Linked DNA regions of Homo sapiens: region 1 is linked to region 2. A link is a loop called in an ENCODE intact Hi-C map of the cell type or tissue named here. Cell type or tissue: PC-9. All regions are shown on one strand. Links, peaks and the distances in the headings refer to the core of each region. The heading gives the core; the rest is flanking DNA.

Region 1 (8,337 bases), core at 314-8,313, 120 kb before region 2:
AGTTCCCAGACTGGCTGGCTCATGTTTCATTTAGAAAAGGCACAGAGTGATAGAGCTGTGGGTATGAAAGGACTTTTCATAGTGGCTAAACTAGGGTATAAGGCAAGGAAAATTTTGCCTCTGGCCTCATCTGACCTACGGCTTACCACACTTTTCAAAAGTATTCCAAAAGGGGTGAGGCCCTCAGAGGGAGTAAAGCAGCAGTACTCCACCTTCTTCCTTGTTTGCTGCTGGTGTGAGTTTAAAATGCATCCCAGTGGATAATAGACTCTACCAATACTTTCAGTACCTCCATTTCTAGTAAACTTCTGTTTTATTCCATAGGGTTGTACTTAATATGTGATAGTTATTGGCTGGGGCTATCTATCACATTTTAATCAATTTTAAATATATGAATCTCTTTATTTTACAGGCTACTGAGGCTCTAAAGAAAATGTATATGGAATTTCCTCAACTGTATAATAATAGTGTGGTCTGTTCTTTCTTGCCAGAAGTTATCTACAAGGTAACATTCGGGATTTTTCTTGTACATATTAGGTGAGCTGGTGTAGATAATTGCAATGGGCTGCGTAAGCACAGGATAGATGCCTATTAAATTGAACTGCATCAGGGTCACAGTTGAGAAGCTCCTCTTTTAAATTAACCAGAGAAATTCCAGAAGGGGAATGTACTCATACCCCTTACAGAATGCCATTATTCCTCTTTTGCCCCTTCTTTTATGTTGTTTATAGGCTCACTCAGATTACTGTAGTAAAATTCTCACAACAGAAAAGAATTATGTAGCCCCTACTTCTCACCAACTAACAGCAGAACATACCTTCATAAAATAAATTCTTAATTATGGAGAATCTAAAACATGCATAAAATAAAGTAGTAGTGTACCCCCCCTTTAACTGTGATCCAGCTCATTTCACCCATAACCCCATTGATCCTCCCCAGTGTTATTTTGAAGCAAATCTTATTCCATCCATAAAATTGCATTAAGAATCTTTAAAAAGTGATGCCATTTTATTTATTTATTTATTTATTTATTTATTTATTTATTTATTTTAAAAGACGGGTTCTCCCTCAGTTTCCCAGGCTGGAGTGCAGTGGTGTGATCACAGCTCACTGCACTCTTGACCTTCCAGGCTCAAATGATCCTCCTGCCTCAGCCTTCCAAGTAGCTGGGACCACAGGCGCACGTCACCACGCCCAGCTAATTTTTTATTTTTATTTTTTGTAGAGACAGGGTCTCCCTGTATTACCCAGGCAGTTCTCCAACTCCTAAGCTCAAGCAATCCTTCCACCTCAGCCTCTCAAAGTGCTGGGATTACAGGCATGAGCCACAGTAACCAGCCTAGTGATGCCTTTTTAAAAACATAGCCACAATGCCATTGTCCCATCTAAAAATTATTAACAATAAATTATTCATATCATCAAATATCCAGTGTATAAATTTTGACTTGTCTCGGAAATGTCATAAATGGTTGTTTTTCATAAATTGCTCATTCGAATAGGACCCAAGTAAGATCGGCGTGTTACAATCGTAAATCTTTTTTTGTTTGTTTTTGAGACGGAGTCTTGCTCTGTCGCCCAGTGGTATGATCTCGGCTCATCGCAACCTCTGCCTCCCGGGTTCAAGCAATTCTCTTGCCTCAGCCTCCTGAGTAGCTGGGATTACAAGCACACACCACCATGCCTGGCTAATTTTTTTTGTATTTTAGTAGAGACGGGGTTTTGCCATGTTGGCCAGGCTGGTCTCGAGCTCCTGACCTCAGGTGATCTGCCTGCCTCGGCCTCCCAAAATGATTACAGGTGTGAGCCACTATGCCCTGCCGGCAACTGTAAATCTTAAAACTTGCAGGTTCTGTCTCTCTCTCTCTCTGTTTTTTTTGTTTGTTTGTTTTGGGGGGGGTCCTTGTTTTGTATTTACTGAAGAAACCGGATTATTGTTTTGTAGAGTTTACCCAAGTCCAAATTTTGCTGATTATGCCATGATATGGCTTAATATTTTTTTCTCTTTATTTTCTATAAACTGGTAGCGAGAGCTGGAAGCTTGCCTTGATGAGGTTAGGGTTGGTTATTCTTGGCAAGATAACTCTAGAGATGAGGGTGTTTTTCCGTCAGGAGGCACTTGACATCTGGTTGACTCCTGTTGTTTTTGGCTGCTATTGATGCTCATTGGCCAGATCTGTCCATTTTCTAGGGAGCTACAAAATGCTGATATTTTAATTCTATTACTTCTTGCATTAGCTGAAATAGATCTTTAAAAAGAAACTTTTCCTCCTCTACTATTTAGTTACCAAATAGGCAGAATAAATGCTTTATCTTTCCTTTTATTTACCAGTTTCCAGAATAACAAGCTGGTTCCGTAGCATTCTTTACCAGTGACCAACAGAGCATACATTGAAAATTTTTACAGTGAGGATAGAGCCTATCAATAGAAGCTGTCATGGAGTTGAATAGGGTCATGGGGCTTGCAGACATTTGGAACAGTGTTTCCCAAACTTCCTTGACCACAGAGTCCTTTAAAACGTATAAGACATTCCCCCAGAGGAGCACAAGAGCAGAGACTAAAGGAACTCCATCCACATCTCTCCATTTCTCTGTTGTCCTCTCCCATTCTCTCGTCACAATCCCTTCTCTCCCTTCCCACCTCACTTCCCCATCCCCCTCCTCACCCCTACAACTCTTCAGCCATTTGCTCTGGAAAGGGTCAAAACTAAACAGCCCATCTTGAACTGACCTTGGTTCCCTCCTCATTGAGTTCTAATTAATTATCTCTGGCCAGGATTTAAGTCAATAGCCAATTAAAAGTTTATTCTCATGACATTATTAAAATTTGATCCTGAAGTTTTAATTTTTCCATTTTAAAGATAGGATTGCAGTTTTTAAGGACTGGGAAAAAAAAGTTCTCATATGTGCTGCATATTAGTGCTTTACATTCTTCACATTATTTTCTCAAAGGGTTTATGATTGAGAACTTATTTAGTAGATACCGGGGCAGGGTACCAACCATGACCACCTCATCTGATTGAGCACATTGGCTAAATCTAAACTAATAAGTATTCAACTTTACATATGATCATTATTTTACTTCCCCAAATTCCTTTGCAGATGAGACAAACAGATCGGGATGTAATAACAGCATTAACTCACAGACCTTGGAGCCTAAGCCATACAGGAGATGGGAAACCACGCTATGATACTTTCTGGAAACATTTTATATTTGTTATGATGGACATTTTGCTCGATTGGAGCATGCATAATATCTTGTGGTACCTGTGTGGAATTTCAGCTTTCCTCATGCAAAAGGATTTTGTATCCCCGTAAGTTGGAAGGTTTTTTATTTTACCCAGACAGACATCCTGAATGCTCTTATTTGAAAGGAAGGATTAACAGAGTAGACAACCTGAATTGGTTCTGACCTGCAAAGCTTACCATACCTCTAAATTGGATTACCAATTTCGCTTCTTAGGTGGGAAGAGTTCAGGCATATTTCACTGTTTTCAGACCGAGTCGATCACATATTTTCGGTTTTTTAGTGTATTTTGAAGAAAAAAAATGAACCTGTGACACTATGCTGAGCAAGGGATTTTATTTCTGTGACTGGTTTTTTTGAAAGCCAACACAGGATCCTGGGCAGAACCACAGTGAAGACATCCTGTGGGCACCAGCCTCCCCACTACCGTCTTATGTTATAGGCACTCCCCCACCTCTCCCCATAAAATTTCCATTTCCTAACCTGCTAGCGATCTCGGAATCATTTCTTTGGCAATTCTGTATCTGTATATTTCAGCTAATTAGAGTTGTAGGTCTAGTATTATTTCAGACATACATGATTCAGTTCAATAAATATTTGGTAAGTGCCTATACTATTGCAAGGTTCCATGTTGAGAAGCTGAAGATGCAGTGGGTAAAGAATCAAAGCCATGATCTCTGCCCTCGTGACGTTTATAGCCAAGTGGGAGAGTGAGAGATGCTAATCAAATAAAAATCCAATCAATATAAAGTTAAAACTAAGATACAGGCTATGTCAGAGAAAACTGTGCATGGGCTATAATCTAATCTGGTCTGGGTTGTCAGAAACAGCATCCCCAAGGAAGTGACAGTTAAGCTAAGATCTGAAGGGTGAGTGGGAATTGGGAGGAATCCAGATCAGAGAGAAAAATACATGTAATGTGCTCTGGCAGGAAGGAACATGGTTCTTTCCAGGAAGTGAAAGAAAATTAATATTCTTTCAATTAATTTAAAATTAATCAGCACAGAAAAGAAAGGGGGAATGTGGTGTGAGATGAAGCCAAGGAGACAGGTCGGGGCCAGGTCAGGCACACCTTCAGTGGCTGTGCCAAGGACATTTGGGGGTGGCGATCATTAGTGAGCTACTGAAATGTTTTAAGCTGGGACAGTGTAGAGGAGGTTCATGGCATCCTGGGTTTTGGAACAGTCCCTCTGATCACAGTGCAGAGGCCAGTTAGGAGGCATTCTCTGGGCACCATTGGTATGCAGTGAACACCATACTTAGTGGCCATTATGGATTCCTGAGACAGCTGCTTATTATTCTAACAGGATTGGCTTTCCTCTTTCCCCAGGGCCTACTTGAAGAAGTGGTCAGCTAAAGGAATCCAGGTTGTTGGTTGGACTGTTAATACCTTTGATGAAAAGAGTTACTACGAATCCCATCTTGGTTCCAGCTATATCACTGACAGCATGGTAGAAGACTGCGAACCTCACTTCTAGACTTTCACGGTGGGACGAAACGGGTTCAGAAACTGCCAGGGGCCTCATACAGGGATATCAAAATACCCTTTGTGCTAGCCCAGGCCCTGGGGAATCAGGTGACTCACACAAATGCAATAGTTGGTCACTGCATTTTTACCTGAACCAAAGCTAAACCCGGTGTTGCCACCATGCACCATGGCATGCCAGAGTTCAACACTGTTGCTCTTGAAAATCTGGGTCTGAAAAAACGCACAAGAGCCCCTGCCCTGCCCTAGCTGAGGCACACAGGGAGACCCAGTGAGGATAAGCACAGATTGAATTGTACAGTTTGCAGATGCAGATGTAAATGCATGGGACATGCATGATAACTCAGAGTTGACATTTTAAAACTTGCCACACTTATTTCAAATATTTGTACTCAGCTATGTTAACATGTACTGTAGACATCAAACTTGTGGCCATACTAATAAAATTATTAAAAGGAGCACTAAAGGAAAACTGTGTGCCAAGCATCATATCCTAAGGCATACGGAATTTGGGGAAGCCACCATGCAATCCAGTGAGGCTTCAGTGTACAGCAACCAAAATGGTAGGGAGGTCTTGAAGCCAATGAGGGATTTATAGCATCTTGAATAGAGAGCTGCAAACCACCAGGGGGCAGAGTTGCATTTTTCCAGGCTTTTTAGGAAGCTCTGCAACAGATGTGATCTGATCATAGGCAATTAGAACTGGAAGAAACTTCCAAAAATATCTAGGTTTGTCCTCATTTTACAAATGAGGAAACTAAACTCTGTGGAAGGGAAGGGGTTGCCTCAAAAGTCACAGCTTAGCTGGGCACAGTGGCTCATGCCGATAATCCCAGCAATTCAGAAAGCTGAGGCAGGAGGATTACTTGAGGCCAGACTGGGCAATATAGCAAGACCCCATCTCTAAAAAATTAGGCATGGTGGTGCATGCCTGTATTCCCAGCTACTCAGGAGGTTGAGGTGGGAGGATCACTTGAGCCCAGAAGTTCAAGGCTGCAATGAGCCATGATTACACCACGGCACTACAACCTTGGTGGCACAGTGAGAACCTGACTCTTAAAAAAAAAAAAAAAAAAAAAAAAAAAAAGATAACTAGAACTTCTAGAACATCTTGTTTACAGTTAGCCAGAAACTATACAAGTGGTTTAACATGCATTATCTTACTCAATCCATACAAAAGTCTTATGGAGGTGTTAGCACTCTTTCTACTGATGAAGAACTGAGGTACTTCATAAAACCACTTACCCAAGGTGTCTTGAGTCTGGTACAACTGGCATTCAAATCTAGGTCAGTCTGCCCCCAGAGCCACTACCCTTACCCCTCACTGAATCTGCCTTTATATTGTTGAGCCCATGACCCCAAACTGCTCTTTCCAATTTGAACTTCCAGGGATTTTATTGTGAACTTACATAGCAACATTAAAATGAAGTTGAATTGTTTTTAATGGCAACGCCGTCTGTCTCCTCTAGCTTACCGCTTCTCACCTTTCAACCCCATCTGTGGCCTTTGTCCAGGCCCACAGCTTAGCCATGGCTTCCCTCCTGCATCCCTGCCGTGGGTTGCTGGCCTCACACTTGCAGCAGCTGGACAGTGATTTTAGAAGGCCACCAGTCCCCATAGCTATGTGACAATGAGAAGCAAACTTTTTTGTGACAGATTGTATTGGCATAGGCATGATAGATGGGGATTGGTACGTTTTGAATCAGCATTTGCAAAAAAATTGTCTTGAATTTTAAAATAAACAACAAAGATTTGTTCATTGAGTGCAACAAATGTCTAAACTGCATGTACTTCCGTGCCATGTTATGACTAGAGTGAAAGGAGGAGGAAAAAGTGACCAAAGAAGATACATCAGGCCAGGCGTGATGGCTCATACCTGTAATCCCAGCACTTTGGGAGCTGAGGTGGGTGGATCACTTGAGGCCAGGAGTTTGAGACCAGCCTGGCCATGATGGGGAAACCCCATCTCTACTAAAAATACAAACATTAGTTGGGCATGGTGGCACATGCCTGTAATCCCAGCTATTCAGGAGGCTGAAGCAAGGAGAATTGCTTGAACCCAGGAGTCAGAGGTTGCAGTGAGCCAAGATTGTACCACTGCACTCCAGCCTAGGCCAGAGAGCAAGACTCTGTCTCAAAAAAAAAAAAAAAAAAAAAAAAAAGATACCTCTGTTCAACACTAGCTGTTCAACAGGCTGTTCAACACTAGCCTGGGCAACATAGTGAGACCCCATCTCTACAAAAAATTTACAAATAGGGGCTGAGATGGGAGGATCACTGGAGCCTAGCAGGTTGAGGCTGCAGTGAGCTAGGATCGTGCCACTGCACTACAGCCTAGGGGACAGAGTTTGACTCCAATCTTTAAAAATTTCATAATAATAATAATATCCCTTTGTGTTGTGGGAAGATCTCTGGAGAGCCATGAGATCTCTGTCTCTTGATCTTTATCCCAAATCCATTTTACCTTTGATTCAGCCAGGCCAAATTAAGGATTTAGGTCCTATGCTAAGATGGTCAGGGCCTCAAAAGGTGGAGAATTTGAATGATGAAATAAGGTATTAATAACTACTATTAAGCACTTCCTTGGAAGGCTTAGTATAGGGTTAATAACAGGATTTGGAATCAGAGAAAGCCAAGTCTGCCTTCCTATTCAGCAACTTACCAGCTATATGACCTTGGGTAAGTTACTGAATTTATCTGTAAAATAGGGGTAGTATTCTTGCGGTGGTAGTGATTAAATGAAAGAGTGCATGTAAAATCCTTGCTAATTAACATTTATTGACTGCCTACCATGTCCTAGACTGTTTAAAATGCTTTCCATGTACAGTAGTTTCTTTATTTTTTGAGACAGTCTCACTCTGTCACCCAGGCTGAAGCGCAGTGGTGCGATTTCAGCTCACTGCAACCTCTGCCTCCTGGGTCCAAGCAATTCTCCTGCCTCAGCCTCCTGAGTAGCTGGGATTACAGGCGCTTGCCACCACGCCCGGCTAATTTTTGTATTTTTAGTAGAGATAAGGTCTTACCATGTTGGCTGGGCTGGTCTCGAACTCCTGACCTCAGGTGATCCGCCCACCTCAGCCTCCCAAAGTGCGGGGATTACAGGCATGAGCCACTATCCACTGCATGTACACCTCCAGGAGAAGCAGGGCTGCACTGAAGTGGAGACAAGGGATGGAGGTGAAGGGAGAAGCATTCTAGATGGAAGCACTTAGCATCTGGTGAATGAGCAGAAGTGATGCTTTCAGAGAGAGTTCAGATTTCATTGTAGAAGCCCAAGCAGCAGCCGGGCATGGTGGCTCACGCCTGTAATCCCAACACTTTGGGAGGCTGAAGCGAGCGGATCATCTGAGGTCAGGAGTTCAACACCAGCCCAGCCAACATGGTGAAACCCCGTCTCTACTAAAAATACAAAAATTAGCCGGACCTGGTGGCACGCTCCCGTAATCGCAGCTACTCGGGAGGCTGAGGCAGGAGAATCACTTGAACCCAGGAGGGGGAGGTTGCAGTGAGCTGAGATTGTACCACTGCACTCCAGCCTGGGAGACAGAGGGAGGCTCCAACTCCATCTCAAAAAAAAGCAAAGAAAAAAGCACAAACAGCACTAAGA
Region 2 (8,337 bases), core at 119-8,118:
CCCTTTCTCCAATATTGCATTGTAGATGTGAAATGAAGTCAACCAGCCTATTTGTAGATCCAGCTGTATCACAATTCCATTATTCCATCCTATGTAATATCCCAAAATATGAAAACATCCCCCTACCCTCTAGAAAAAAAATATTTCACAATGGTCATGCCAGCAGGAGTGAGGTGGAGCTTGGGGCTATTATCTAAATGCCTTGTTATAACATGCATAATTTTCAAGATAAACTGTTCAACCAATTCTTAAATCACTGACCCATATAAACACAATAATCCCATGTATTTAATACCAGTACAGCATGTCTTTTAAGACAAAGTGGTCAGAAGACTATAAACTTAAAAGTGGTTACCTCTGGGAAGAGAAGCACGAGAGAGGTATGAAGAGGGATGCTACTTTTTATTCTGCTTGTTTCTGTGTTATTGAGAACAAGCATATGTTATACATATGTCTTTTTTCTTTTCTTTGAGATGGATTTTTGGTCTGTTGCCGAGGCTGGAGTGCAGTGGCACGATCTCAGCTCACTGTAACCTCCACCTGCTGTGTTCAAGCGATTCTCCTGCTTCAGCCCCTCGAATAGCTGAGATTGCAGGCACGTGCCACCATGCCTGGGTAATTTTTGTATTTTTAGTAGAGATGGGGTTTTGCCCTGTTGCCCAGTTGGGTCTCAAACTCCTGACCTCAAGTGATCCCAAAGTGTTGGGATTACAAGCATGAGCCACAGTGCCTGGCCATGTTATACATATTTCTGTCAAGTTTTTCAACAAGCATTATTTTCATAAGTTCAAAACCATTTAAAATTGTTTTAAAAGACAACATTCAACTCAAAAATCCATAGGTGATTTTGAGATTGAAGATGGGCAAAAAAGGAAAAAAAAAAGATAATTGCTGATTTTAATCTGTAACCAGATAAAAACAAACAAACAAACGAAGACAGAAAGATTATTACCTTAAAAATGACAGTATCTGTAGTGAAACTGCTATGCTACGGGCCAATAATAACAAAAACTAACATTTATAAACATTTACTGTATATAAGCTTTGGTCTAGGATTCTTTCCATATACTAACGCATTTAATCCCCATGGCAACCCTTTGAGTTAGATACTTGTGGTAGACAGCCTTCAAAATGGCTCTCAATGATCCTCCCCTCCTGGTATTCACCTTCTTGTGTATGCCCTGTGAATAGGGCCAATATGTGCCACCAATAAGATATTGTAGAAATAATGGTATGTCAGCCTGAGCAATATAGTAAGACCCCACCTCTACAAAATATTAAAAATTAACTGGCATGGTGGCAATGGCACACATCTGTCGTCCCAGCTACTCAGGAGGCTAAGGCAGGAGGATCTCTTGAGCCCTCAGGAGGTTGAGGCTACAGTGAGCTGTGATTGTACCACTGCACTCCAGCCTGGGCTACAGAGTGAGACCTTGTCTCAAAAAAAGGAAAACAGAGAAATGATGGCATGTGACTTCCAAGACTAGGTTATAAAAGACACTGCTGCTGCTTCCTTCCTCTTTCTCTCTCTTGAGTTACCCATTCTGGGAGAAGCCAGCTGTCATTTTGTAAGGACCCACAGTTAGCCCTGTGGAGATGCCTGTGTGTAGGGGAACAGAGGAACAGCCATGTGTCTGGCCACCTTGGAAGCAGGTCCTCCAGCCCCAGTCAAGCCTTCAGATGACTGCAGCTCCTGCAACATCTTAACTGCAAACTCATGAGAGACCCTGAGTTTCTGAGCCAGAAACTCCAAGCTAAGCTGCTCCTGAATTCCTGACCTATAGAAGCTGTGAGAGACAATAAATTCTTATTTGTTGTTTTAGATTGCTATATTTTGGGTAAATTTGTTATGCAGCAGTAAATATTACTCAGTTGGGCATGGTGGCTTATGCCTATAATCCCAGCACTTTGGGAGGCCAAGGCAGGAGGATTGCTTGAGCCCAGGAATTTGAGAACAACCTGGGCAACATAGCGAGACCCTATCCTTATTTATTTTTAAAAACATTACAGCACTTATTATCACATCCATTTTACAGATGAGGAAACTTAGGCATAAAGGTGTCAAATAATTTGCCAATTACCAAGTAGTCAGAGCTGGGGCCAGGATCACAGCCTGAGTAAATCACTCCCAGAGGTGGTGCAATTAACCTCAGCACCAGCAGAAATGTGATACAGGGCAGAGTGCAAGAAACCAGGTCTCCTATTCTCTGTGCCTCTCATCAGTTCCTTTGATCCCCCAACCTGCACCCCCACGCCACCAAACCCTCCTTGGTGAGTTTCTAGCTTAGTTTCCAGGGAGCACATCATGTAAGTTTATGACCAGCATGTGACTTGGTAATTAATATCCATGACACTTGGCCTTTGAGCACAAGAAACAAGCCCAGTGCATTCATCTGTTCTCACACTGCTATAAAGACATACCTGAGACTGGCTAATTTATAAAGAAAAGAGGTTTAATTGGCTCACAGTTCCACAGTCTGTACAGGATGCATGGCTGGGGAGGCCTCAGGAAACTTACAATCATGGCAGAAGGCAAAGGGGAAGCAGGCACATCTGCATGGCAGGAGAAGGAGGAGGAGAGAGGCTTAGGGGAAGTGCTACACACTTTTAAACAAGAAGATCTCAGGAGAACTCTGTCACAAGACACCACTAGAAGGATGATGATAAACCATTAGAAACCACCCCCATGATCCAATCATCTCCCACCAGGCCCCACTTCCAACACTGGGGATTACAATTCAGTATGAGATTTGGATGGGAACACAGAGCCATCACCCAGGAACCACAAAGTGAAGCTACCTGGCATGGGCATTGATGCTGTGGTCTGAAGCATGCCATCTTATTCTTCAGTGATGAAGAAGGAACCCTGCTGTTTGTATAAGAAGGAAAATAATTTTTAAAGGTTACATTCTGTCCAATCAGCAAAGGATGCATTTAAATGTTCAAATCCTACTTCTGACTACATTGGGCTTGGCAGTAATACTCCAGCAATATTTGAAGATCCTGGACTTTTCCATGCTGTTTTGTTTTATTTTATTTTATTTTTATTATTGTTAGAGACAGGGTCTCACTCTGTCATCCAGGCTGGAGTGCAGTAGTGTGATCACAGCTCACTGCAACCTCCACCTCCTGGGTTCAAGAGATTCTCCTGCCTCAGCCTCCTGAGTAGCTCGGGTTACAGTTGTGTGCCATCGCACCCAGATAATTTTCGCATGTTTAGTAGAGACAGGGTTTTGCCATGTTGGCCAGGCTAGTCTCAAACTCCTGGCCTCAAACGATCCTCTTGCCTCAGCCTCCCAAAATGTTGATTACGGGCATGAGCCACCATACCCGGCCTATACTGTAATGTTTTAAATGAGTATTTTTATTCCTTCCTCCATCTTTTATTCTGAAAATTTTCAAACCAACAAAAATTTGCAAGAACAGTACAATAGACAACCACATTCCTTTTATGTAAGTTCACTAATTGTTCACATTTTACCAGACTTGCTTCTTCCTACTTCTCTCTGAGCCATATGAGAGTTAATTACAGACTTTTTGAAACTGCATTCCTGTATTCGTTTCTTGTGACTGCTGCAACAAATTATCATACATTTGTTGGCTAATTCACAAAGCTCCACCATAAATCACATTGCTAAATTATCTGATGTCACCCAAGGATCCAGGTAAATAAAGATGTCCATCTCAGGGGCTTAGAGATCACCCCCCAGGAGCTGGAGGCAAAGGGATAGACCTCTCTGTGAGTAAAGTAATTCTTCACTACATAGTAATGTTCACACTTTTTTTTTTAGATTAGGGTCTGAAATCTTCGGGAGACATCTTTTAGCCTACCTCAATCCCAGCTACTTTTCTAGGTACCTCCTGAGAACAAAGACATCCTCCTAAATGGTCGTCTTCTATTCCTTCAAACAGGAGATTTAAGAGACTGTTGTTTCCTGAAGAACTATCCAATTTCTATTCCTGTAAAATTGTTCCTCTTCTGGGAGTGGGAAGTCTCCTTCAGGAACCTGGTTCATTCTTCTGCTCCTGGAAGAAAAAAACTGAGGTCTCCCTGGCTCAGGTGCAGATCCAAGTCAGGGCCAGGTGCCAGGTGCCAGGTGCCAGGTGCAGCCAGCAGGAAGTGCTGGGTCTTCTCTCTAAGGTCACTGCACAGTCACCACTCGCCTCCATCACATTCCATCTTCCATACGTGGAACAACTGGGTTCCACCCATCCCTTTCCAGATCTGCAGGCTGGGACTGGGGGTGGGGAGGTGGCCTCCAGTAAGGAAGGGAAGAGGGAGGAATTGTCTCACAATAGAAATAGCCATCATTTCCTGACACTTCCTCTGTGCCACAGACTTAAAGATCATTTTTTAAAATTTGAGCATGTATTAGTAATATGTCTATTTAGTAAAAAAAAGGGGTAATCAGTAAAATTTTCCCTGCCCTTGTCCTGAGATGTATGATGCATTTACAAACATATACACATATATTCTTGGTTTTTTAACCCCAAAGGTGGCTTACCTGGCATCTTGTTTTGTTTTGTTTTGTTTTGTTTTGTTTTTGAGACAGTGTCTCACTCTGTCACCCATGCTGGAGTGCAGTGTCATGAGCATGGCTCACTGTAACCTTGAAATCCTGGGCTTAGCAATCCTCCTTCCTTAGACTCCTGAGTAGCCAGGACTGCAAGCATGTGCCACCATCCCTGGCTAATTTTTACTTTTTTATTGTTTGTAGAGATGGGTGTCTTGCTATGTTGCCCAGGCTGGTCTTAAACTCCTGGACTCAGACGAACCTCCTGCCTCAGCCTCCAAAAATTCTGGGGTTATAGGCATGAGCCACTATGTCTAGCTTCCACCTTGCTTTTTCACTTCATAATATACCTTCTATAGGCTGGGCGCAGTGGCTCACACCTGTAATCCCAGCACTTTGGGAGGCCGAGGCCAACGAATCACGAGGTCAGGAGATCGAGACCATGCTGGCTAACATGGTGAAACCCCGTCTCTACCAAAAATACAAAAAATTAGCCGGTGTGGTGGCGGGCGCCTGTAGTCCCAGCTACTCGGGAGGCTGAGGCAGGAGAATGGCGTGAACTCCGTAGGTGGAGCTTGCAGAGAGCCGAGATTGCGCCACTGCACTCCAGCCTGTGCGACAGAGACTCCATCTCAGAATATTAATAATAATAATAATAAACCTTCTATAAATATAATTTTCTATATATCTACATATAGAGGTAATTGCTGCACAGATGTGTCAAAATTTATTTAATCCATCTCCTATCGATGGAAATATAGGCTGCCTCTAGGCAATTGTTCTTGCCACAGCCCTGAGACCTAAGCTCTAGTCTTATATCCTCATTTTATGGATGAGAAAACAGGCTCAGAAAGGTTGTGGCATGTGGTCCAGCTCACACAGGAAATAATCGGAAACCAGGTTCTCATCCAGTGACCTTACCCTTAACCACAATGAAAATAGCTTTTATTTTGAGCCAGGAAATTACTTACCCACACACATAATTTTCTGTTTTAGAACAGTTTTAGATCTACAGAAAACCTTTGAGGATAAGATAGAGACTGCGGCCCGCAGTCCACCACGGTAGGGCCATGGGGAGTGCTCATAGGGAAGGTGTTCCTGGCATCCGAGGGTGCACGGAGGGAGCCGGGTGCTATAAGCTGTGCCCGGTCACTGCCGCCTCCCACCCTCAGCGCCGGGTGCTCCCAGCTCTGGGGGATAGCAGGTGGTAAGGGTATCTTCCTTATTCCTGCTCCCTCCTCCAAAGTGTCCTCATCCAACCCAGACGGAGCCAGCCGACATCTCAGCTAGCCTCTCAGCCAGACTCTCAGCCAGCCAGCCTCTCACTCAGCCAGGAAGACTGCCCGCTAGCCTCTCGACCAGCTTCTCAGCCAGCCCACCAGCATCTCAGCGGGCCAGCCAGCCTGCTGGCAAGCCTCCAAGACAGCCACTCGGCCAGCCTCCCAGCCTACCCCTCACCCAGCCTCCCAGTCAGCCACTTAGCCGGCCAGCCATTTAAGACTGAGCCCAATCTCTCTCCCATTGCAAAATTTCATTACTATGTTCCCTATACCTATCATGATGGTCCTGAAAAATCTGCCTTACCGTATTTTAACATGTGCCATTGAATAATTTTTTCTTCTACAGAGGTAGATGCTATTATTAGAATCACTTTATAGAGGAGGATAAAGAAGTACAGAGAGTACTGTCTCAGATTCCCTGTCTCAGGTGCCCGGGCTCATGTACAGTCTCAGGTGCACTGCCTCTCTCTTTAGCCAGCTGGTTCCCCAGCCAACGGTGCACCCTAAATCCCCAGGGAATGACAAAGTTGAGAGATTGGGTGAGGCTCAAATGCCATGGATGTTTTTAGTTATGAAGAGCTCAAGTCATCTCTAAACCTCCCAAAAGCCAGGGGTAGTCATTTCACAGAGCAACCAGTATGGTCCTTGAGGTCCCTCAGGCATGAACCTGGCTGTTGACTCTGGGTCTATTATAGAAATTCCAGATGAGAACTCCACTTTCAAGGGCAAGCACCAAGCCCTCACTGCCACTGGTAAGCCCTCTGTTCTTATCAGCAAGCTGTGAGATTATGCAGTTTTTGTGTTTGTTCTCCTTGTGGTAGATGATTTCAAATTACATGAGAATAATTTATGACCAATTTGGGTTGCATTATTCAATCAGGATTGCAGGGGTGGCAGAATCACCAGGTCAGCTCAGGCTTTGGGTATTTCTTTTTTCCTTTTCTTTCTTTTCTTTTTTTTTTTTAAGACATGGTCTTGCTCAGTCTCCCAGGCTGGAGTGCAGTGGCATGCTCATGGCCCACTGCAGCCTCCACCTCCTGGGCTCAAGCAATCCTGCTACCTCAGCCTCCCTAGTACCTGGGACTACAGGTGTGCACCACCATGACTGGCTAATGTTTGTTTTTAGTAGAGACAGGGTTTCACCATGTTCCCAGGCTGGTTTTGAACTCCTGGGCTCAAGCGATACACCTGCCTCGGCCTCCCAAAGTGCAGGTGTGAGCCACCATGCCAGGTGGGTATTTTCATTAAAAAAGGCAAAAGCCCTTGCTGATGGGAGCTGCATCAACTAAAACATGAATTCACCATAATTGGTGATTTTTGCCCCCTGAATCCTAGTCATAGTCCAAGTGAAATAGCAAGACACAAACAGGGGCATTGGCCAACAGCCTAGTTCTGAAGGAGATGGAGCAGATGTGGACACGTGGAGTCAGGCTTCCAGAAGTCATCAGGTGGATGTGTGAAGTCAGGCTTCCAAGGCAGCTCACGCGCATGGCTGTTGGCTGGGGGCCTCAGTTTCTCACCACACTGATATTCCCACAGGGTTGCTTCAGCGTCCTCACAACAGGATGGCTGACTTCCCCAAGAGAGCAGCTCAAGAGAGAGCAAGGAGAAAGACACAACATCTTTAATGATCTATGCTTGGAAGCTATATGTTGCCACTTTTGCAATATCCTACAGATCGCTTAGCTCCATCCAACATGGAAAGGGATCAGACACGGGCATCATTGCCAGATGATAATCCCTGATGGTCATCTTGGATGCTGGCCACCACAGTTACATTTGAGGTGAGTGTGGCAGGAGCAGAGCACATCTGGGGCAGATGTGGCAGGAATGAAGGATGGAAAAGGAGCTAAGGTTGTGAGTGTCTATTTAAGCCAAAGATGAGAGTTCTAGCTGGGAATAAACAGACATTACTAATATAAGAGTGTGACATTATCATGTTGGCATTTTATTTTTATTTTATTTTATTTTTGAGACAGGGTCTTGCTCTGTCATCCAGGCTGGAGTGCAGTGGCACAATCATAACTCACCGTAGCCTCAAACTCCTGGGCTCAAGTGATCCTCCATCTCAGCCTCCTGAGTAGCTGGGACTACAGGTGTGCACAACCATGCCCAGCAAAAAAAAAAAATTTTTAATCAGAGTCTTGCTCTGTTGCCCAGGCTGGAATGCAGTGGTGCAATCATCACTCACTGCAGTTTTGACCTCCCCAGGCTCATGTGATCCTCCCACCGCAGCCTCCCAAGCAGCTGAGACTACAGGTGTGTGCCACCATGACCAGCTAAGCTAATTTTTGTATATATATATATATACATATTTTGGTAGAGATGTGGTTTCACCATGCTACCCAGGCTGGTCTGGAACTCCTGGCCCTAATGCCTGCCTTGGCCTCCCAAAATGCTGGGATTACAAGCATGAGTCGCTGTGCCCAGCCTCATGTGCTCATTCTGAGGGAGATATTACAGGATTTGGTGATTGAATGAAGGAGGAGGAGGGAAAGGAAAATATTTCTGATGACAGTGAGGATTTTAACATGTTATGGTTT

What was found. Peaks named below come from ENCODE experiments on the same cell type or tissue, not always from the same donor. Only the 100,000 strongest peaks of a DNase experiment are listed, where the experiment ranks them.
Region 1: it touches region 2 in a loop (4-fold over the local background); 38 of 110 quality-filtered maps call a loop at or near these places.

Annotation. Positions count from the first base shown.
Region 1 is chr16:19,499,855-19,508,191 of GRCh38, reverse strand. It overlaps GDE1 (glycerophosphodiester phosphodiesterase 1), which reads left to right. Exons shown (of 6, transcript NM_016641.4): 4 at 413-505; 5 at 3,100-3,311; 6 at 4,575-6,499. The coding sequence ends at 4,722. Among named protein-coding and RNA genes, the nearest start is that of TMC5-AS1, 16 kb to the right of the region's middle. In PC-9, for the core only: CTCF peaks have their summits at 5,146 and 5,345 (motif pointing right); DNase peaks (open chromatin) are centred at 2,391 and 5,371; H3K4me3 peaks cover 1,959 bases; H3K27ac peaks cover 4,115 bases.
Region 2 is chr16:19,380,671-19,389,007 of GRCh38, reverse strand. All of the region lies in intron 1 of LOC105371114 (a long non-coding RNA gene), which reads left to right. Among named protein-coding and RNA genes, the nearest start is that of TMC5, 33 kb to the left of the region's middle. In PC-9, for the core only: no CTCF peak of the experiment used is centred there; DNase peaks (open chromatin) are centred at 3,547, 4,157 and 6,437; H3K4me3 peaks cover 876 bases; H3K27ac peaks cover 4,868 bases.